Regions from separate parts of the Mus musculus genome. Here region 1 is linked to region 2. The links are chromatin loops, found by intact Hi-C in ENCODE. Cell type or tissue: heart. All regions are shown on one strand. Links, peaks and the distances in the headings refer to the core of each region. The heading gives the core; the rest is flanking DNA.

What was found. A loop is a pair of places that touch in the nucleus more often than their neighbours do. Peaks named below come from ENCODE experiments on the same cell type or tissue, not always from the same donor. Only the 100,000 strongest peaks of a DNase experiment are listed, where the experiment ranks them.
Region 1: it touches region 2 in a loop (11-fold over the local background); 15 of 42 quality-filtered maps call a loop at or near these places.

The regions. Positions count from the first base shown.
Region 1 is chrX:94,536,728-94,547,774 of GRCm38, forward strand. Maged1 (melanoma antigen, family D, 1) reads right to left here and starts at 5,298. Exons shown (of 13, transcript NM_019791.3): 1 at 5,165-5,298; 2 at 4,524-4,597; 3 at 3,128-3,820; 4 at 1,880-2,554; 5 at 1,718-1,781; 6 at 1,457-1,536; 7 at 1,247-1,338; 8 at 949-1,028; 9 at 815-857; 10 at 567-629; 11 at 147-261. The coding sequence starts at 4,568. It also overlaps the pseudogene Gm9005. In heart, for the core only: a CTCF peak has its summit at 8,402 (motif pointing left); DNase peaks (open chromatin) are centred at 3,844, 4,124 and 5,424; H3K4me3 peaks cover 3,359 bases; H3K27ac peaks cover 2,964 bases; H3K27me3 peaks cover 639 bases.
Region 2 is chrX:94,283,096-94,294,142 of GRCm38, forward strand. No RefSeq gene overlaps it. Among named protein-coding and RNA genes, the nearest start is that of Mir7673, 14 kb to the left of the region's middle. In heart, for the core only: a CTCF peak has its summit at 6,005 (motif pointing right); no DNase peak of the experiment used is centred there; H3K27me3 peaks cover 3,888 bases.

The DNA of each region.
Region 1 (11,047 bases), core at 1,315-9,314, 250 kb after region 2:
TATTTGAGATAGGGTCTCTTAACAAGCAGGCTGAACGTGAGCCCCTGTGAGGCACCATTTCCACCTCCCCAGCACTGGACTGCAAAAACACACCATTACCCCCAGCCTTTTTACACAGGTTAATCTATCCTCGATTCCTCCATTACCTCTGCAATGAATCTCAGCACTTTCATCTTGCTAGTCTCATGGTAGGAGCGGAGGCCCCAGAGGAACTCATACTCAGGAGGGTTGCTGTTGGGCACTCGTCTATAGTCCAGGTATCTGAGAAAAATAAGAGTGTGTTTATGGGCAGTCTGCAAAACAAACAAACAAACAAACAAACACAACAAAAAACCCATACTATGCTAAAGTTGTTGCCTCAGGATTTTACAATCTGAGACTGTGTACTATGGGAAGAGTGGACAGGCCTTTCTTAGAACCATGCTGTAGAAACAGTCTACCTCCGAGAGTATCTTCAGTAAACACTTCTGAGTAATTCTGGGAACCGACACAGGTGCGCTGCAAGTCACGTTTAGAGAACCTTTTCTGACACAGATCAAGCAGTCAGAATTACAAGAACCACTTACTTCTGCTTTACAAACTCGTAAGTAAGAAGTTTTCTCAGGTCACCAAGGAGGGGATGTCTCACCCTGATGGTAAAAAGGAAAACGACAATCAGAGAATTTGCCTGAAGAGAAGTAAAGGAGAGAGTTAAAGATTGTTTTCCTATCTCTCTACACCATAATTTAGACTCCCCCAAGACCACCAGGTTAATGCAATTCTGGTAGCATCCCTGCTGCTAAATGATACTTGAGATGAAAGAGCCCAATCATACCCAGGACGTAGTCCCATCTTGCGCAGTGCTTCCCAGAGGACGGCTGTGATAGGAGGCAAGAGGAGACAAGGCATGGAAAGTGAGCATGGAAATCAGACTGTAGCCAAGCCCCAGCTCCAAGGTCAGTCACTTACCCTCGGTGGCACGGTTGCCATTCATGAAGATAATGCCCAGAATCACTAAGAGGAGGCCAAGCTTCGGTGTGTCTTTGGTCCTAGAGGAGTATAAAAAGAATATAGATATATACATACCCAGCAGCCATCTGCATGAAAAACCCCACAAGCTTACCAATTTAGCTTCTCCAGTATTCCTCAGCAGAGATCATTATGCCCCCACTCTGCCCATGACCTCCTATGTGACTGAATACTGAGACTCTTAGGGGAAAAAAGCATCACTTAGAAAGACCATACTCCATCTCCTTTCCCATCTTACGTTCCCAGTATGCCAGCCAGGGACTCAGGGGTACTGATGAGAATATACAGATGCTCTTCTTTGTCGATTTCCTTCAGCTGGATTCCAAATTTCTACAGAAGAAAACCGATCAATGACGGCAGTTAGGATAACCTACCAATAGGCAGGCAGTCACAGCCCTGTAAGCCCTGTCCTTGCCATCATTCTTGTTTCTCAGGTCTGACTCTTTACCTTCTCCAGGACAAAGCATGCGCGCTCAATGATTTCTGGATAGACATCAGTGTATTCTCGGATGATATCCCTCAGCATTTCTGTAGGAGAGAAGGGAAGCACCTGGAGTGAGCTGGACCGTCCAGTGCCAGCCCCTGTGCCAGCCCTGCTGAGGGTAGCCCAGTCAGGTTCTTCTCAAGTACAATCAGCAGCTATGGGAGGGAGGGGACAGAATAAGCAAAAGATGCCCCTATCAAGGACATCAAGGACAGAACGACCTACCTGAGCGCTTGATGGGCACCTTCGTGTAGTCTTTAAGCATCAGGTACTTGACCAACTTATTTGCCTGGGGAGAAGTAATTAAAATGATGTTTGTAGAAAACGTGGCCGCCGGTTATAAATGGAAGGACTGCAGTAAACTAAGTGGAGAGGCACAGCACTTACTCTTTCCTGAAGAAGGGCCACATCTCGGGGCTGTGGAGGACCCTGGTTCTGTGAGGCACGAGAGTTGGAGGAGGATCTCAGATTAGGTGAGGGTCGTAAGTTCTGCCAGTCAGGTGGAATTGGCCAGTCGGCGGGGATCCAGTCAGGTGGAAAAGGCCAGTCGGAGGGAAAGGACCAGTCAGGAGGCATTGACCAGTCAGGTGGTACCTGCCAATCTGGAGGGCCCTGCCAATCTTGAGGGCTCTGCCAACTAGGTGGAGCCTGCCAGCTGGGTGGGCTCTGCCATCCAGGTGTACTCTGCCAGGCCATTGGGTTTGGCCAGACAATTGGGCCAGGCCAGACAATGGGGTTTGGCCAGATCACTGGATTCTGCCAGATCACTGGGTTAGGCCAGATCACTGGATTCTGCCATGCAACTGGGTTCTGCCAAGCTGATGGTGTCTGCCTAGCTGGGGGACTCTGACGTGCTGCTGGTGGGGTCTGCCTGGCTGTCTGGTTTTGCCAGCCTGATGGGTTCTGCCAAGCCAGTGGTGTCTGCCACACCACATTAGGGGGTGCTCCAGGTGGGTTCTGCTGAGTGGTCACTGGAACCGGAGCAGACCTCCAGTTCCCTGAGGCCAGTGAGGCACGCCTTTGATCCCCACTGTTGTTCTCTTCCACATTCAAGTTATTAACCTGTATAATTAGAGAGAAGAAAATTTCAGGGTCACTATTAATCCTGGGTCCTCCCAGTTGCTATCTTAGGAAGTACCTAGGAATCTTCACCTACACCTCACTAGCCACTGGTCACTTTGATTCTCTTTGTCTTTCAGACAGGCGTTTCATCTCCAAACCAGACAAAGGAAAAAACAAACAAACAAACAGAAAGTGGGACCTAGATTTCTCCTTTTCCTGTGTGACTACGGACAGTGCTTGGTTTCACCCTGAACTCGTTTCTTCCTGACTCTGTTCTCTCTAGAGAGTGAGGTACATCTTCAAGATCTAATTGATTCTGTGTGAGCCTGCCTAGCTTAAGACATGGTGTTTAATGTCAAAATGTAAGATGGCCTACACACATATTGCCTGTGTCCTTGTATCAACTCATCATCAGCCTGTGGACAACCTGGGCTCAGGAATAATAGTTACCTTAGCACCCCCTACAACTGTGCCAAAATACAGATAAATCCATGCCCTTTATTGTGTTTGGAGCCAAGGAAATTGGAAGAAAGGAGAGAGCCCAAAGCAAAGGGAAGCTAGCTGGGATCTCACCTTGCGGGTCCTCTTGCCCCGAATTATAGTCCGGGACTCCACGTTCTGAGTCTGGGAGCCATCTGCTGATGTCTGGGCTGCTGCACCATCAGCTTCAGAGATACCTGCGCTGGTCCCTACGTCAGCCATTTTGGCCTGATTTACATTCTGGGTCTGGGCATCAGCTCCAGGGACCTTAGTAGTGTCATTCCAAGCCTTAGCTGTCTTAGGCTGGTTGTTGGTCATCTCATTGGCACTGGGAGACTGAGGGAAATTGTAGGTGGTACCGGGGCCAGCCTTAGTGCTATTCTGACCCTTAAAGGCCATTTCAGACTTTTTAGCTGATTTGCCTGTGGGTGCTGCCTGGGAAAAGTCAGAGGCAGCATGTGGACCTTTAGGGGTGCCATTCTGTGACTTAAAGGCCGCCTTAGACTGATTCTTGGGCATCTCCTTGGCATTACGTGCCTGAGAGTAATCATTTGGCCCCTTTGTGGTGGCATTCTGGGCCTTAAAGCCTGTCTTAGGCCTGGCAGCAGCTGCTGAAACCTCAGTATCAGCCTTCTCATTGGCAGTTGGGGGCTGTGAACTCTGGGGACTAGCATTTGGCCCACTGGCAGCTGCTGTGGCCTGGCTGGTGGGCGGAGCCTCGGAGATCTGGATGGCTTCCATCAAGGTCTGCACAAGCAAGGCGCTGTCTTCAACAGAGGCCTCAGCCTGCAAACACAGGAGGGGCAACATTTCAATCTCTGAGCCTTACATGGCAGACCAGAGGAGGGGGGGGGCGCGGCGCAACGCAGCAGGGGAGCTGTAGACAGGCGTCACAGTACTCAGACGTGGGGGCAGAGGCGGGTCAAAGGGAGGCGGGGCGCGAACAAAATTTAATTAAGGGTAGAGGGGGCAGGGCAAGGTGAGGGACAGTCTGTGGCAGCAGGGGCTGGTGCGGAATGTGGTGCAAGCTCTGAGCCCCAAATGGGTTTAGAGACGGACTGGTTAGGCTTGAGGTGGGGAGCTCAAGACCCGAGGAGGGAGGAATCAAGGAGGATAAGCCGAGAGGGTGGAGGGGGAGTCTCGCGGCGTGGAGAAAGGGAGGGTGGAGGCGAGAGGTTGGGGGATGGGGCGACAGACTGCTCTACACGCGTCAGGGTTATGGAAAAAAAATGGTTCCTTACCCAACCCGCATTCTCTGGGCAGAATGCCCTGACTAACAGGGTCTCCCCTTTCTCTAAGCAGGGACCGATGGCTGAAAAGGGCCGCCCCTCCCCCCCATTCGATAAACGCTAGAAATCTGAGAGCCCGCGGTGTCTAGGCCGGAAGAAGGGCAAAATCAGATCCTGCCATTCGCGCGACCTAAGGGGCCGGGGGTGGGCGTAAACTGTCAGCAGGGGAAAAATGGGGGAATTGGGAGCGGGGTCCTCACCTGGAAGCCGCGGAGGCCTGCACCGCCGTCCGGTTTCTGAGCCATAGCTCTCGTCTCCCTGGCAAGAGCAGAGCCTAAGGGGGGGGGTGTGGGAGAGAGGAGCTGGGCATTACACTACAGAAGGAAAAGACATAGGACCGAATTCTGTGTGCGTGTGTGCTTTGATTCTGGGGGCGGGTGAGGTGCCGAGTCCGGGGGGAGAACCAGGCCTAAGCGGAGCGGGAAAAGTAACCGGTCGTCCCGCTAGACCATCTCCAATCTCAGACGCGGCCAGGGAAAAGCTTCAGCGCTGCCGTTTTGGAGTCAGAGAGGAGCTGTGGATGCGGTAGTTTACGGGGGCGGGGAGGGAGGGCGGCGAGCGGGGAGACACGGGCGTCCGAAAAGTTGAATTAAGGTTCTGAATTCAGAGGAACCATCTAACGGGATCAAGGTCGGGAAATAGGATTCGGGGAGGGAACTGGAGAAAAGATTCAGGGGGACGGACGGAGTTTCAAATTAGAAAAGGGTCGGGAGCAGGGTCTGAATCCGGGAGCAGGCAGAGCAGGGGGCTTCCGAATCCAGGGTGAAGGGACTGGGAGAAAAGAATGGCGGAAGGACGCCGCGCCAGGGGGGCAGATGCCCCGTCTGGGGGCGAACCTCACCTTGCCTCAGGGCCGAACCCCAATCCCTTCGCTGTTTCCTTCTTCGCGACTCAAGAGGATCGGGAATGGCTCTGTCCGGCTCTCGGCACCCGCACTCTCTCCGCGTCCAGGAGAAAATGCCAGCGCGGCAGCTCGGGCGACCCCGCCTCTCCGCCTAATATACCACCCACCGCCTCTGGACGCGCCGCGCATGCGCAGCAGATCACTGTCCAAATAAGAGTCCCGCTTGCTTTCCCAACAAAAGCTTCATCCCAGAGCCATTGTTGCGCATGTGCACTTGGAGGAGAGCCCGCCTCCTTGCCAGCACACTATCCCACCGCCAACCAGGTTGACAGTGGACAAAGGTTCCTCCTCCCCTTCTCCTTACGCATCCACTCCTTCAACAGATGCGCAGCGCCTTTCGGTCCCACCCCCTGGCCCGACACACCAGCCCCCTACCTTTCTCCGCAATGCGTCTATGCTCAGTCCCGCCCTTTTTCCCGAACTCTCTCTAGCCAGGTCCGCAGCTCCCGCCCACCCCCGTGTGCAGAGCCCCGTAGGTAGGCCCCCCGCGGGGGTCTCTTATTTCGAAACATGCTAGGCCTCTGCTGAGTTCACCCACTCTACGACGCAGAAACCTTAAAGGCCAGAAAAAAAAAAAAAACCATTGCAGAGATACCGGAGCAAGGGTCGCCCGGGGGGGGGGGGGATCTATAGGTTTCCTCTCACTGGACTCAGAAAATGAGCTTTTTCTCTCGCCCTTTTGGCAGTTTTTGCCCATCGAAACCCTTTTTGAGGGCTGGGTTAGAGAGGTGAGGGAAAGGCGTTGGGCTGTGGGGTCTGCCCTGGGGCTTGTTTTTCTTGCAGGCTGTTTTAGGGAGATGGATGGAGTGCAACATTCTCATTTAACACACCAGGTAGCTAATGCAGAAGCCCGGGGCATTGAGCTGGTACCACACAGAAAGGCCAGAACCTGCCCCAGCACCGCTGCGCAGGCTGGTAATCCCAGCACTCTGGGGACTCAGGGAAAGCCCTGAGTTCCAGGCCAGCTGTGCAACTCTGAGACTTGATCTAAAAGACAAACAAAACCATCCATGAGGGGCCTGGATTTTCCTGAGTGTAAAATCTAGTCTGAGAACAGGGGCACTCCTTCAACCTCTATTGGAATAACAAGCTGTCCTCTCCCCAATATTTGTTCCATGGGAATAAGGCTTGTGTTCTAGGAGGCCTGGCATGTGTGGGGACCCTTTAGGTTCGTTCTGTGCTCCTCTTAGTAGGCAGTCTCCAGGAGCGAGACCGCAGGCTTTCTTGGTGACTGCTGGAGCGGCCAGAGCATTCAGGTGTGTCTGCCTTGTTCTTGCAGAATGAAGCTGGCCTTGGCTTTAGAATTCCGGGAGGAGTGTCTGCCCTATCTGTCCCTCGCTGTGTGAGTCCCCTGAGATATAGTCACTACACTTTAGTGGACTTCTCTGAGCCTGGTTTACTCACTACTATCCAAAACAGGAATCCCGCAAAGAGGGTCGTGCCCAAGGACACACAGCCAGCTGTGCTTCCAGGACAGCTGGGGAAACAAACGCAGAAAGATGGCATACAGATGCGAAATGACTCAATCCAAACCCATCCGTTTCCCAAGTCCCGGGCAGACCTTAGCGCGTTTCCCATTTATTGTGGCGTCAGCTCCTGTGAGGAGCCTGCATAGGAAAGAAGGCTAATGCTAGGAAGGACTGCAGCATTTTGTCCCCAAGGGCCAACATCAATTCTGCCAGGCTGGATGACTTCCCTCATCTGTTGCATAGCAACCTCCCCTGTCAGCTGCCTGTTTTTCCTCAGCACTTCCTCTGTAAAGTGTCTGCAGTGGGACGTGATCAGACTCAGGAAAGGAGGTCTGAGGTGCCATTTTATATTTTCTCTGCTTCCACGTCTGTATCTTCAGTCATGATCCAGCCTGTACCTTATGGACTTGCACCCTGCTGTCCCCTCCCTTCTCCAGGTGGATATCTCTTGATATTCTCAAAATTATTATTTCAAAATTTATTCATATATATATGAATATATATGTATGTATATATTCATATATATATGAATATATATGTATGTATATCCTCACCACTGTTTCCTTTAGTTTTGTTCTTTTTGTCACATGAGATTGGGAGTTTCTTTAGGGATATGGATATGGAAGTTTGCCCAATTTACTCGTTGTTGTACCTTCAGCACGAAGAACAATGCCTACCTAATACGTTTTATATTCTCAATAAAGATTGTTTGATAAATGAATGAATCACACAATCTACCCCATTGCTAAAGCTAGAAGCCTGAGAGGAAATTTTTTTTTTTGCCCGATAAATTCACGTATTATTTTTTTGTCATATACAGAGACATAATTCATTATGGCAACAGTTTATATTCATCATTGGGGATTGAAATATCTAAATGCTATCAAAGTTAAGTAATCAGTTTTGAATCCTCACCACCCTGAGCCAGTGGCTAAGGCTTTTCTGCTACCTTTCATATAGCATTTTTAAGCTCAGGCACAGAGCTTCTTACGTCAATAAGATAATAATGCACGTGGAAATATTTTAAATGGCACTCTTTTGCCTAATACTCCACATTCTTCTTTCAGGTCTCTCAGATGTGCATTGTTAGCATGATGTTTAAATCCCTGCTTGATCAAAGAGTCGTGTTTTTATCATTGGACAAGAACCAGGAGCATACGCATTTTTGCATGTTTTTATCTTATCAGAAAAATCTTTCTCTGCGTCATTCTTTTAAATGTTTAACGTTCTTTTTTGTGTCTGTTCATGTTGTAACAGGGATCCTGGTGTTAGCTGAGTTCATTTTGGGGGAAAAGGCAAAGGACTGAGTGAGCAGAAAAGACAAAAGGACTGGAATGCGGGGGGGGGGGGTGGGGGTGGGGGTGGGAAGCTTTCCAGAAGCTAAAAGGCTCTCAGGCTCTTTCCTTGGAGCTGGGAGGGGACACTGGGAGGTGAGAGTCTGAGGGGTGGGACATGAGTCTAGATGGGGTGGGACATGAGTCTAGATAGGCTGCTTTGTTGTTGTTTTAAATTAAAACCCCTGAGTCCTTCTATTTTTCTTAGTTCTTATCCAGATGTTTGTCCCTGAGCAGGCCTGTCTTTCTAACTTCCCCTCAAAGTGTATGTGGGTTTGTTTCTCTGTGTGTATGCTACATATGTGCTGGCTTTTGGATGCCAGAAGAGAGTTGTAGTCCCTGGAACTGGAGTTACAGAGGTGGTTGTGTGCCACCTGGTGTGGGTGCTGGGAACTGAACTGACTAAAACGGTTTGGCCATCTCTAGCCCCTAATTTTTATTTTTACATTTTTTTGTGTGTAAACAGATATCCATTTCTTTGAGTTAAATGTACAACAGTGCAATTTCTGGGCTTATAGTAAGTGTGTGTTAGCTTTACAAGAAGTTACAGATCTTTTCTAGAGTGGCTCAACCATTTTACATCCCATTAACCACATATAAGTGGTTCAATTTCTACAAATCTTGGGTGACATTTGTAGTCAGAATTTTTAGCAATAGTGTGTAGGAATAGCTCACCGTGCTTTTAATGTGCATTTACTTGGTGGTTAACTGAATATATTTATGTATGATAATTTCACACCCGTATCTCCTTTTTAGTAAAATGTCTCTGTATACGTTTGATCCATCTTCTATTTGGGTTGTCTTACTGCTTTTGCTAGCGATGTTGGACCTTGGTAAGATCACTGCCGCACAAGCAGGAGGATCTGAGTTCAAATTCCTAACACACATGGAAGAAGCTCATTAGAGCTTTGCACACCCACTGTGGGGGTGGAGACAGGAGGATTGCCGGATTTTTCTGTCTGGTAGTGAAAGACTGCCTGAGAATAAAACAGAAGCACTTGCCATCCTCCTTTGGCTTCTGTGAGTGCATGGGTGTGTACCTCCACACACCCATGCATGTATGTACCACATACATTTGCCATACTTACACTCACACACACATGGATGTATACAGATTAACAAAGAGAATAAGTCAATTAGTTTAAACCTTGAATATTGACTTTTTCTAGTTTATTCATGAGTCTGTTGTCAGATATGTGGTTTGCAAGTTTTCCCAGTTTATGGCTTATCTTACTCTTACTTAAAACATTTATTTTTATATGTATGTATGTATGTATGCATGAAGGTGCCCATGGATGTTGGAAGAGGATGTTGGCTCCCTTGAAGCTGTAGTCACAGATGGTTCACATGGGTGCTGCACACTAACCCCGATTGCTCTGGAAGAGCAGCAAGCACTCGTAACTGTTGAGTCATCTCTCCCACCCCCTCTTTCTATGTTTCCTCTTTTTCTTTTTCAGTAGCCTTTTAAAAGTTTATTTATGTTATGTGCATTTGCTGTTTTGCCTACATGTATGTCTGTGTGAGGGTGTCGAATCCCCTGGAACTGGAGTTACAGACAGTTGTGAGCTGCCCTGTGGGGGCTGGGAGTTGAACCCAGGTCATCTGGAAGAGTAGCCAGTGCTCTTATCCTCTGAACCACCTCTCCAGGCCCTCTTTATTCTCCCCTCCTCTCCTCTCCTTCCCTCTCTCTCTTGTTGTTTGATACATGGCTTTTTTTGTGTAACAGAACTCTGGTTGTCCTGGACTCTCTTTGTAGATCAGGCTGGCCTTGAACCTCCAGAGATTCTCCTACCTCTGTCTCCCAAGTGCTGGGATTATAAATTCATGTGCCACTATGCCTGGCTCTTTCTCTTCTCTTCTCTTCTCTTCTCTTCTCTTCTCTTCTCTTCTCTTCTCTTCTCTTCTCTTCTCTTTTTTAAATTTTAATTTACTCTTTTTTTTTCACACTCCAGATTTTTATCCCCCTCCCGGTCCACCCTCTGACTATTCCACATCTCATACCTCCCCACCCCCTCTATGAAGATGTCCCCACCCCAGCCCCCACCTTACCAGAGCTCTCCACTCTCTGGGGCCTCCAGTCTCTTGAGGGTTAGGTGCATCTCCTTTTTATTTCCTTTTCCCTTTTTCTTTTTATTATTTAAATTATATCTATGTACAGAAAACTTAGTGTACATTTAACCCAATGTAGTGGCAAGTTCTTTAGCCTTTTCTTTTCCAGCTCAGCAATGCAAGCCACAGACTTAGGACCCAGGATGTTGCCTCCCCAGTGGCAGCAGATCTGGTCATTATAATTGGTCCTAATAGTTTCCACCAGCTTAGCCAGAGCACCCTTGTCTTCCGAGTTAACCTGTGTGAAGGCAACAGTGGTGCATGTCTTCCTGTAGACGGGGTGCCCCAGCCTGGCCTTTCCCTTAAAGATGCAGTAGGGCACCCCCATCTTTCGGCACACTGCAGGTAGGAAAACCACCAGCTCAATGGGGTCTATGTCATGGGCAGTCACCACCAACTGAGCCTTCTTGTTCTCCACCAAGTGGTGACTGTATTGACCCCTGCTCGGAGGTCAGGTGGTCTCTTTGTTGGGCTGTTGCCTTTGCCAGCAGCTTTCTTCTCAGCACAGGCCAGTAGCCCTTGCTTCTTCTCTTGCTTTTTCTCCGATCTGTACTTGTGAGCAAGCTTATGCAGCTGAATAGCTGTTTGCCTGTCCAGGGTCATGGTGAACTGGTTAATGGCAGGAAGTACTTTGAGCCGCTTATAGAGGATGGCTCCTTGCCGCTGCAGCCTGATGTAGCCGGGCCAATTGACGAGGCGCATTAGATCTCTTTGGGGCTGGATGTCCTGCCCAGTGCCGAAGTTCTTGGAACTTTTCTCAAACAAAGGATTGACCACCTTTTTGGCTTCCTGTTTCTTGACGACGGCAGGGGGGCCGGGGCCACCTTCTTCCCCTTGGCTTTCTTTCCTTTGGGCATCTTGCTCAGCTGGTAGAGAGAGCTTTGTATTTTCTTAATAGAGTGTTTTGC
Region 2 (11,047 bases), core at 1,771-9,770:
GGTATCTTATCAGATTTAGCATTTTCATTACTAAAGGCTCTGAGTTCACTTCACTCATTCAGGTTTTTGTTTATCTCCATATAAACTAAATGTTTGATCACAGAATGCTTTTTGAAAACTCTAAGGGGGTAAGAAACACAAATCAGTGGTTAAGAGCACTTGTTCTTGGAGAGGACTTGGTTTTGATTCCCAGCACCTACATGGTGGCTCACAAGCATTCATAACTCCAGTTCCAGGTTGCACATGATATACAGACGTTCATGCAAGAAAAGTCCTCATACACATAAACCCGAAAAAGGGATTTTAAAGCATAGTTACAGAATTACAAAGAAAATGAGTATAGCCTCTAATTTAGGCACTCCGGTTCACAAAGTGGACTACCTACCAAGTCAGATTCTAGGCTGCAACACCAATATACGGCCAAGATGACACCATGCTGAGGGACACTATAAAAGGATGTTCCATCTTCCCTCTATAGGAAAATAATATGTACAACTAACTTGTATAACTTATAAAGAGTAGGATTTCCGGAATGGCCAAACAAGGAGTTCAGTAAATCCTCTCCGTAAAAAGCTGCCCTAAGGGCTGTGTCAAAAACTTAAGTGTCTGTCTCTGTCCTCCCTCCCCTCCCTCCCTCCCTCCCCTCCCTCCCCTCCCCTCCCTCTCTCCTCTCCCTACCTCTCTCATGTAAAATTTTATTAGAAGCAATTTCCCAAGCTTTTAAATTTCCTTCAAGACATTTTTAATGATTGCTTGATGTTCTGTAATCTAGCTATACTGTAATTTATTGGACCTTGTCTCCAGTAGTACACACTACACTTTGTTCTTTGTTTCAAGGCTAGTGAGATGGCTTAGGTTGAAAGTGCTTGCTGCCCTGAGTCCGACAACCTAAGTTTGAGCCCTGGCTCCCACATGGTCAAAAGAGAACTAACCTTATAGTTTGTCCTTTGACATTTACAGGGCATGGTTTGTGTCCCATGGCATGTGCATAATTCCATGTAAGTGTCATAAATTTAAAGTTCTTTTTATTTTTGTATATACTTAATGCATCCAAACTTCTGAGTATTTCTCTAATTTTCTGAAAATGAAATTTAGAGCATCCTATTTATTTATGTTTTGTGATGCAGGGCATCAAACTCAGGGCCTTATGTATACTCAGTAAGAATTTTATCACTTAGCCATATCTTTATGCCCCCAAACGAAGTGCTCAAAGTCTGTTACAAATATTGCTGGATTTGGCTCCAACAATTTGTGGAGTGTTATACACATTAGTATTGGGCATGACTTGACTGCTCACTGGTACAGATTGTTATACTTCAAAAAAAATTAGATACCAAATAGATGAAAATGTATCTTGATTCTAATTCTAGTTTCATTTCTCTCCTTCCTCCCTCTCTTTCCTTCCCTAACCCCACCTTTATTTTGAGACAGGGCCCCACTATGTAGAACTGGCCTGAAATTCATAGAGATTTGCCTGCCTCTGACTCCTGATATTAAAGATGTGAGCCTGTCACCAACCCAGGCCTCTTTCTCTTTTTCCTTTTTTTTCTCCTTTTTTTTTTTTCTAAGACAGGGCCACACTAGTCCAGGTTGGCCTTGCACCACGCCACCCAAAATGGCCTTGAACTTGAGACCCTCCTGCTCCAGCCTTCCACGTTCTAGGATTGCAGGTATATGGTGTCACCCTGGCTGGCTGTGTTAGGGAGTTTTGTTGCTTTTATTTAAATCTTATGTTTGTGGGTGTTATGTCTGCATGTCTATTCGTGCACCATGTGCATGCTTGATGCCTGTGGAGGTCAGGCAGTTGTGAGCTCCCATGCGGGTGCTGAGAATCAAACCCGAATCCTCTGGAAGAGCTTAACTGATGAGTTCTTTCTCCAGCCTGCCACTATGGGACTTGGAATGATTCTTTATGCTTTATCACATTTGAGTACACTATTTCAGACAATGTCCAAAATATCTTCAGTTACTGAGGCAATTAAAAAAAAAGATTTATCTGCACTAACGGTTGCCTGCCTGCATGCATGCATGTGTACTATGTGTGTACCTGATGTTCACCAAAGCCAGAAGAGGATGTTGGATGTCCTGATAACTGTGAGCTAACGTGGGTACCGAAAACCAAACCTGGATCCTCTACAAAAGCAGCAAGTGTTCTTAAGCACTGGGCCATCTCTCCATCCCCCTATTGAGGCAATTTTTAATAATTACACAGTTGCATTTCACTAACTGTGGAAAGCAAACTGCCTAGAGAAAACCCAAAGGGATGGGGCATATCCTGGTGAAGCAAAATGATTAAGCGTCAAGTAGTTGTGAGAGAAGGAAGCAGATGAAGACACTGTTAAAGGTATGGTATACTTTAAAGGTTCCAGAGGAAACTTACTCAAAAGCTAACTTAACATTCTACTCATCTGCAAATCAAGATAATTCTTTGTAGGGCTCTCTGCTCTAATGAAAGCATACACTCAGCTTTTAAATGGCTGTGCAGATATATTTGGGGGTGCGTGTGCAAACGCATTAGGAGGCCTAAGGGTGATGGTAGCAGTCTTTCTCAAGTTCCACCTTACTCATTGAGGCAGACTCTCTCAGTTACATCCAGAGCTGGCCCATACAGCTAGTCTATCTATCTAGCTTGCTCTGGAATACCTTGTCTCTGCCTTCAAAGGCCTGGAATATAGGTGGCTGGCTGCATCCACTAGACATTTATATGGATTCTGGGAACCCAAACTCTAATCCTCTCAATTTTCACATTTGCACCACTTGATCCACAGAGCCACATCCTCAGCTTACCTTTTTTTTTATTTTTTATTTTTTATAAAGGACAGCATTTATTTGGGATTAGCTTACAGATTCAGAGGTTCAGTCCATTATCATCAAAGCAAGAACATGACATTGTCCAGGCAGACATGGGGCTGGAGAAATTTAGAGTTCTACATCTTGTTCCAAATGGAACTAGGAGAAGACTGGGTGGTCTTAAAGCCCACGCCCACAGTGACTCATGTACTCAACCAAGGCCATACCAGCTAATAGTGCCATTTCCTGGGCCAAGCATATACAAACCATCACATGATCTCTGACAAGCATATATTAGAATTCTAGATTCCAGATAACCAGGAGTTTAACATGAAGCATAATTTCTGGGATAAAACTCATTCTTTCTAGCTTCCTGAAAACAAAATTTCTTTTTTTTTTTTAAAGATTTATTTATTTATTATATGTAAGTACACTGTAGCTGTCTTCAGACACTCCAGAAGAGGGAGTCAGATCTTGTTACGGATGGTTGTGAGCCACCATGTGGTTGCTGGGATTTGAACTCTGGACCATCGGAAGAGCAGTCGGGTGCTCTAACCCACTGAGCCATCTCACCAGCCCAGAAAACAAAATTTCTAAATGTCAGGTTAAGGCCACCATTCCAAGCAGGAATTTGTGTATATAAGCATCTTGAAATCTCATGCCATCTATAGTAATTTTTGTCTATACTCCAAGCAAGAATGGCAAGACAAGTCTATAGCCCTTGATATTTCTCTAATTTTCTTTTCTTTTCTTTTAAAAAAATTTTTTTATTAGGTATTTTCCTCGTTTACATTTTCAATGCTATCCCAAAGGTCCCCCATACCCACCCACCCCCAATCCCCTACCCACCCACTCCCCCTTTTTGGCCCTGGCGTTCCCCTGTACTGGGGCATATAAAGTTTGCAAGTCCAATGGGCCTCTCTTTGCAGTGATGGCCGACTAGGCCATCTTTTGATACATATGCAGCTAAAGACAAGAGCTCCCGGGTACTGGTTAGTTCATATTGTTGTTCCACCTATAGGGTTGCAGATCCCTTTAGCTCCTTGGGTAATTTCTCTAGCTCCTCCATTAGGGACCGTGTGACCCATCCATCAGCTTACCTTTTAAACCCTCACTGAATAGCTGCTGTGTGGATGTCAGCAGGAGCAAAGTCAGCTTGGGGGAGAGGGCAACTGTGATGGTGCAGGTCTGTGAGCTCAGTTACTAGCGGAGACAGAAGAACTGTATGTTCAAAGCCTTGTTTGGGCAACCTAGTGAGATTCTGCCTCAAAAATCAAAAAGAACTGGAGACATGGTTCAGTGGTAAAGCACTTGTCCAGCAGGAGCAGGTCCCAGTAAAACACATGCCACCACAAACCAAGTAAGATCCACTTTGCTAATGAGGGAATGTAAACAGCTAAAAAAAATCGCTGAAAATAAAAAATGCCAGAGGGAAAAGTAGCCTGTGATGGGAGTTCAGGAGTTGTGTTCACCGTCGAGGAAGACAAGGACCAATTTGATGGAAGAGCTGACTTTGCACTTGTCAGGCAAGACTGACTTTTTACTAGGTCATGTAGATTAAATAGGAAGGATACAGGAGGGGGGAAGGTGCCGAGGGAGGAAAGACAAAAATGCATGGGGAGGCCACACGAGGCAGGATGCTCTGACCAAGGCCTTCACCCCGACCCAGCCTATGACTTTAACCTGCTTACTGAACATTTCCATCTTTGACTCTGTTGTATTCTACAGCCAGCAGAAATAACATGAGATAGTGCCTGGCAAAATTGGTTCTGAATGAAAACAATGCCTGGACTCATGAATTAAAAAAGAAAAAAAAGCAGTTGACAATGGAAAATATTGCAGAGTTGGTAAAAACAATAAAAGTGACATTGTAAGATACAGCCAAAATACATTGTAAGCATGTATACCATTTTCAAATAATAAAAGTTAAACTGACAGTGGCAAAAACTATAGAACTGCATTTGTAATCTTAGTTTGGAATTCCCCTGAAAAGAGAATTTAAGTATGATTAGTTTGAGGGACCATTCTAGGAAGGAAAGGTTGGAGGGTGGGTCAGAAGATGGAATCAGAGGTGTTGGAGAGATGAGTCCTCAAGAGAGTGTGTTTCACAATCCTGAGGACTGGAATTTGGATCTGAGAACCCACATTATAACCCAAGCGTTCTGTGCATCCCTGTAATGTCATCTGTGACAGAGCCAGAGACAGCAGGCTCTCTGGGGGCCTAGCCAAGAAATGCAAGCCCTACACTTAGGGAGAAACACCATTTCAAAGGAATAGGCAGAAGGTAATCTGGGAGGCCACCTGACATCCTCTTGTGATCTCTGCATGAATGCTCACAACTGCATACACCAGCATGTACATGTACACACATACAAATAACATTTAAAATGTTATGTATTCATCTCAGTACAGGGGTATGTTTCCCATAGTGTGAACTCTGTGAGTTTGAGGCCAGCCTGAGAACAGATCCCAGGACAGCTAGGGATATACAGAGAAACCCTGGCTCAAAAATCCCCAAATCAATCAATCAATCAATCAATCAATCAAAAACCATTATCTGTTTGGGACAACTGAAATCAGTCCTCTCTCCTTGGGAACAAGAAGTCAGGTATAGAATGCATCTCAGCGTCGTCCCATCTGAGACTAGGAAGCCGGAGGGGTTTTTCCTCCAATTTCCATGAGTGGTGGTTCCCAGGGACTATAGCTACCCAGAACTTGAGGTCTGCGCTGTGGGCTGGGACAGCCGTAAGTGGAAAGTTGCAGGTAAGGCTAGATGTACAGAGGTATGAGAGCACTGTTGCTTTCTGTTGCATTTTGTCAAAAATCACTCACGTTCTGACAAAATTTAGGCTGATGAGATTTTTCAAATACAGAAAATTATAATAGAGACAGTAAACTAGCTCACTCATAATACGTTTAACAAATGGTTAAAAAAAATAGCCAAGTGTGGTGACATATGCTTTTACTCCCAGCATCTGGGAAGCAGAGGCAGGTTGACCACTGTTGTTCAACAACCTCACTTAAACAGCAAGTTGAGGAAAGTCAGTGCTACATGGAGAGAAACCCTGTTCTAAATTTAAAAATTGTAAAAATAAATTATGTGGGCAGGTTTTGTTTTGTTTTGTTTTGTTTTGCTTCTGTTTTGTTTTGTTTTTTTAAAAAAGATTTTTTTCTTATTTATTGTATGGGTATGAGTACACTGTAGCTATACTCAGACAAACCAGAAGAGGGCACCAGATCCCTTTAGATGGTTGTGAGGTTGCTGGGAATTAAACTCAGGACCTCTGAAAGAGCAGTCAATGAGCCATCTCCCCAGCCAGTCGTTTTTTGTTTCGTTTTGTTTGTTTGTTTGTTTTTGTTTTTGTTTTGTTTTGGAGACAAGGTTCCTCTGTGTGGCTCTGACTATCCTGGAACTCTTCTTGGCTCTGTGGATAGTCAGTGTGTAAACCAGCATGCCAGGTTCAATTTGGTAACATTTATAGGAACAGGAATTTTACAGATTAAAATAATGTCAGTAAAAGTTTAAAAGATACAAAAATACTAGAAATAGTTTACTTGCACTATATTAGAAGGAAACTGATATTAAACCAATTAAGTGGATTTGAATTTGTACAGAGAAATATATTCTTTTTATTACTGGTTATTTTATTTATTTGCATTTCAAATGTTATTCCCCTTCCTGGTTTCCCCTCTGCAAACCCCCATCCTATCCCCACTGCTTCTATGAGGGTGCTCCCCCACCCACCCATCCACTCCGGCCTGAGAAATACATTCTTTTGTTTTTGGTTTTTTTTTTTTTTTTTTTTTTTTTTTTTTTTTTTTTTGAGACAGGGTCTCACTAGGTAGCTCTAGCTGGACTGGGAACTTGCTATGTAGATCAGACTAACCTTCACTCACAGAGATCTGCCTGTCCCTGCCTTCCAAGGGCTGTGATTAAAGGTGTGTGCCCCCATTTCTTTCAAAAGAAATATATTCTTTATAAAATTTATCCAGACTGAAGCTTAGTATGGTGGTACACATCCTGTAATCCCAGCACTTAAGATCTGAGGCAGGAGGATTACTACTTTGAGGCTAGCCTGGCCTACACTGCAAGATCCTATGCCAAAAATAAATTCATCGTATTGTTAAAATTGAAGTTAAACTGGTTGTACTCATAAAAATGTAGTCAGGCTGGGTGTGGTGGCATATGCCCTTTAATTCCAGCACCCTGACAGAAGAGGCAGTCAGATCTCTGAGTTCAGGGATCAACATAGTCTACATAGAGAGTTTTAGGCTAGCCAGGGCAACAAAAATGTACAGTACAACTCACAGACCATATGAAGCTTAAGAAGAAGGAAGACCAAAGTTGGATGCTCCAATCCTATGTAAAAGTGGGAACAAAATAATCACAGAAGGCAGAGGGAGGGAGGGACCTGGGAGGGAGAGAGGCGGGGGAGGGAATAAGGGGGGCAAGATCAGGTTTGGGAAGAGACAGGAGAGAAGTACAGAGGGTCAGGAAATTGAACAGAGGTGTGTAGCAGTGGGAGATGGGGAACTGGGGGTAGCCACTATAAAGTCCCAGAAGCGAGACATTACCAGGACCCAACAGGGATGACTTTAGCTGAAATAACCAACAAAGGAGAGATAGAACCTGTAGAGACCACCTCCAGTAGATAGACATTGCCCCCATTTGAGGGATGGGGCCACCCACCCATCTCAAAATTCTTAACCCAGAAATGTTCCTGTCAGAAGGAAAGACAGGGACAAAATATGGAGCGGAGACTGAAGGAAGGGCCATCTGGGGACTGCCCTCACCTGGGGATCCATTCTGTCCACAGACATCAAACCCAGACACTATTGCTGATGCCAAGAAGTGCTTGCTGACAGGAGCCTGGTATGGCTGTCTCCTGAGAGGCTCTGCCAGTGTCTGACAAATACAGATGGAGATGCTCACAGCCAGTCATTAGACTGGGCCTGAGGACCCCAATGGAAGAGCTAGGGCAAGGACTGGAGGAGCTGAAGGGGTTTGCAGCCCCATAGGAGGAACAACAATATCAACCAACCAGTACCCCCAGAGCTCCCAGGGACTAAACCAACAACTAAAGAGTACACATGAAGGGACCCATGGCTCCAGCTGCATATGTAGCAGAGAATGGCCTAGTCGGCCATCAATGGGAGGGGAGGCCCTTGGTCCTGTGGAGGCTCGATGCCCCAGCATAGGAGGAGGCACGAGCGGTGAGGTGGGAATGGGTAGGTAGGTGGAGGAGCACCCTCATAGAAGCAGGGGGATGGGGGATGGGATGGGGGGAGGTTTGTGGAAGGAAAACCAGGAAGGGGGACAACATTCCACATGTAAATCAATAAAACAACTAATAAAAAGAATGGAGTCAGTGTCCCCCAAGCTCAAAACAAGGTAGCGGGTTGAACATATCCCGTTCTTGAATTGCTAATGGCCAAAAATGAAGAGGGTTTGTGCCAGAGGAAACTGCACGGGTAGATGTGAGTGGAGAAGCGTATGGATTGCTTTGGGAATGATGAATTCCTCACTAAAAGGACTACGGGAGCAGGTGTCAACAACAACAAAGCGGTATGTATTTATGAGTATCCTGAAGCTACAGATGACTTTGTTAAAAAAAAAATACAAGGAAAATTGGACTTTTCAACCCCCAGTAAAACACTTCATAATTTTAACTAAAGTATTCTATGAGCTTAGAGGAAAAGATGCAAAACCCATGAAAATAGTGAGATTGACAGAAAACCATGTGAAACCACGAGCAGCCTTGAAATGAATCTGATGGCCAGTGGAGTTAGACAGAAACAGAGACCCACACTTCACGTTCTCGAGTGCTTTATGCAAGAGAAGAGTGGAGGGAATGTTTTGTAAGCTTCGTCATTCTGACTCCAACAACTTCGTTCTGTTCAGACTTGGGTCTTCCCTGGGCAGAGGCCTAACATTTTGAGTGTGGTTCCAGGAGCCACACTGAGAGCCACACTCTTTCTTAGTTTCTTTTTTTGTGTGTGTGGGGGTGCAGTTAGAGTTTATTCATTTTATATGTGTTTCCTATTCATTTTATATGTGAGTGTTTCCTTTGCATATATGTGTGCTTGGTGCCCACACAGGTCAGACAGGAACAACAGATCCCCTGGAACTGGAGTTACAGATGGTTGTGAGCCACCATGTGGATGCTGGGATTTGAACCTAGGGTTCACTGTAAGAGCCGCAAATGCTCTTATCTGCTGAGCCAACTTTCCAGCCCTGCCTACCACCTTTTAGAACTAAACACAATGATGAGCCAGACAGAGAGTGAGAGGTCTACACTGTAGCATGTAGTGGCTTCTTTCACAACTCACTGAGAGGTACAGAGACTGTTCCTCACACTACCACTGGCTTCTGGGCTACAGCAGTTGAGAAGTAGGAATTACCACCAGACGACAGAGTCACGATTAAGGAAAAGTGCATTAGCAGTGAAAATGGGGGCTGGAAGCAGTGTCTGTCAGCATGGAACTAGAAACAACCTGGAAGACTCGGAAACTATTTCTGCAAAGTATTTCCTTTTAGAGCCAGAAGAGAAAGCCAAAACTACTTCATAGCTTTAAAAGACTGCTGGGGATGGGCTTGGCGCTGAACGCTTTTAATCCTAGCACTAGAGAGAAAAGGGCAGATTTCTGTGAGTCAAGGCCAACCAGAGCTACAGAATAAAATCCTGATTGCCAGGCCCACGGATGTAGCTCAACTGGTGGAGTATTTACATGCATGAAGCTCGGGCTTTGATCCCCAGCTCCATGTAAATCATACGTATAATCCTAGCACTCAGAAGGTTGAGGCAGGAGGTCAGTTCAAGGTTTATACTCAGCTACAAAAGTGGTTTAGTTTGGGTCTGGAATATTGTCCAAAAGTAAGGTTTGCTCAGCAGCATGGGGCCCTTGGGGGGCAGTGGACCCTTTCAGAGGTGGGGCCTGCTAAGAGAGGGTTAGGGTTGTTTTGTTTTGTTTTTGTTGTTGGTTTTTTGGTTTTTTGGTTTTTCGAGACAGGGTTTCTCTGTGTAGCCCTGGCTGTCCTGGAACTCACTTTATAGACCAGACTGGCCTCGAACTCAGAAATCCACCTGCCTCTGAGGGTTAGGTTATTGAGGGGCTTGCCTCAGCAGGACTTGTGGGATCCTTCTTGCTCTCTTTTCCCCTTGTTTACTTTGTGGCTGCAAGCTGTTTCCTGGCAGACCCTCAAAGCATCAGAACTACTTGGTCATAGATGGGAACCTCTGAGGCCATAAAGTGAAGTAAATTTTTTCTAAGTGGATTATCTTAAGTGTTTGAGGCAGGAGTGGGAAGGGGAGTAACACAAAACAGTGGAACACATCTCCTTGTTCCCCATCACACTACAAGTGATTTGATTTTTTTTTTAAATACTACTCTCCTAAAAAGAAAGATCTCATTTATTTGTCCATCCTGAGTCTTCTCATCTGCTAGGTGGGATTCTTGGAACCTACCTCAGGGAATTATGGTGGGTTTAAGATGAGATCAATCAGGCCAGTGCTGCACAGTGACCACTGCTGGGCATGGACACACTCTTCTTGTTGGCTAATATTGACCCCATACCCATGAAGGAAAGTAGACCGGGTTGGTCAGTAGGAACGATGGCTTGTATGTTAAATCTTGGAAGGTATTCAAATCTGGGATTCTCATGTATAGAACAAACAGAGCTGTAGAAGTTTGGGAATTCCTATGAAAGTGAGGGAAGCCCTGGACAGTACTCAAAGAGAGGTGAGGTTCCAGTGAAGTCTCAATCATGTACAAGAGTCCTAGGTGCTTGGCAACTGAGCGTTGTGATAATACCACTATGTTGGGGTTTGTCGGGGGTAGTTCACATGAAAATTGAGAGAGAGAGAGAGAGAGAGAGAGAAAGAGAGAGAGAGAGAGAGAGAGAGAGAGAGAGAGAGATCCATGATTTGGTGTGTGGAGGCATTTGGAGATTTTACCATGAGATAACTGGGTAGAAAAACAAGGATTAGGAATAGAACGTCAAGTGGAGCCTGGGCTCCCGAGCAGAGCTTCGCACACTTAGATGCTCACACAGTGGTGGGCTGCTGTAACCATGCTTCCTTCAACGCAGAGAGGGTCCAGGTCTAGGACCTAAGGGTGGGTCTGCCCTTGTAGCCAGCTCCCACAGAGAGGCCCCAGCTTGCGGCAGCTGCTTCAAGCAGCAGCACCTGGTTCTGGGATCCTTCCTACCCCACCCAAGCATGGAGTCCTGTCACTAGTGAGTCACACATTGCACTTA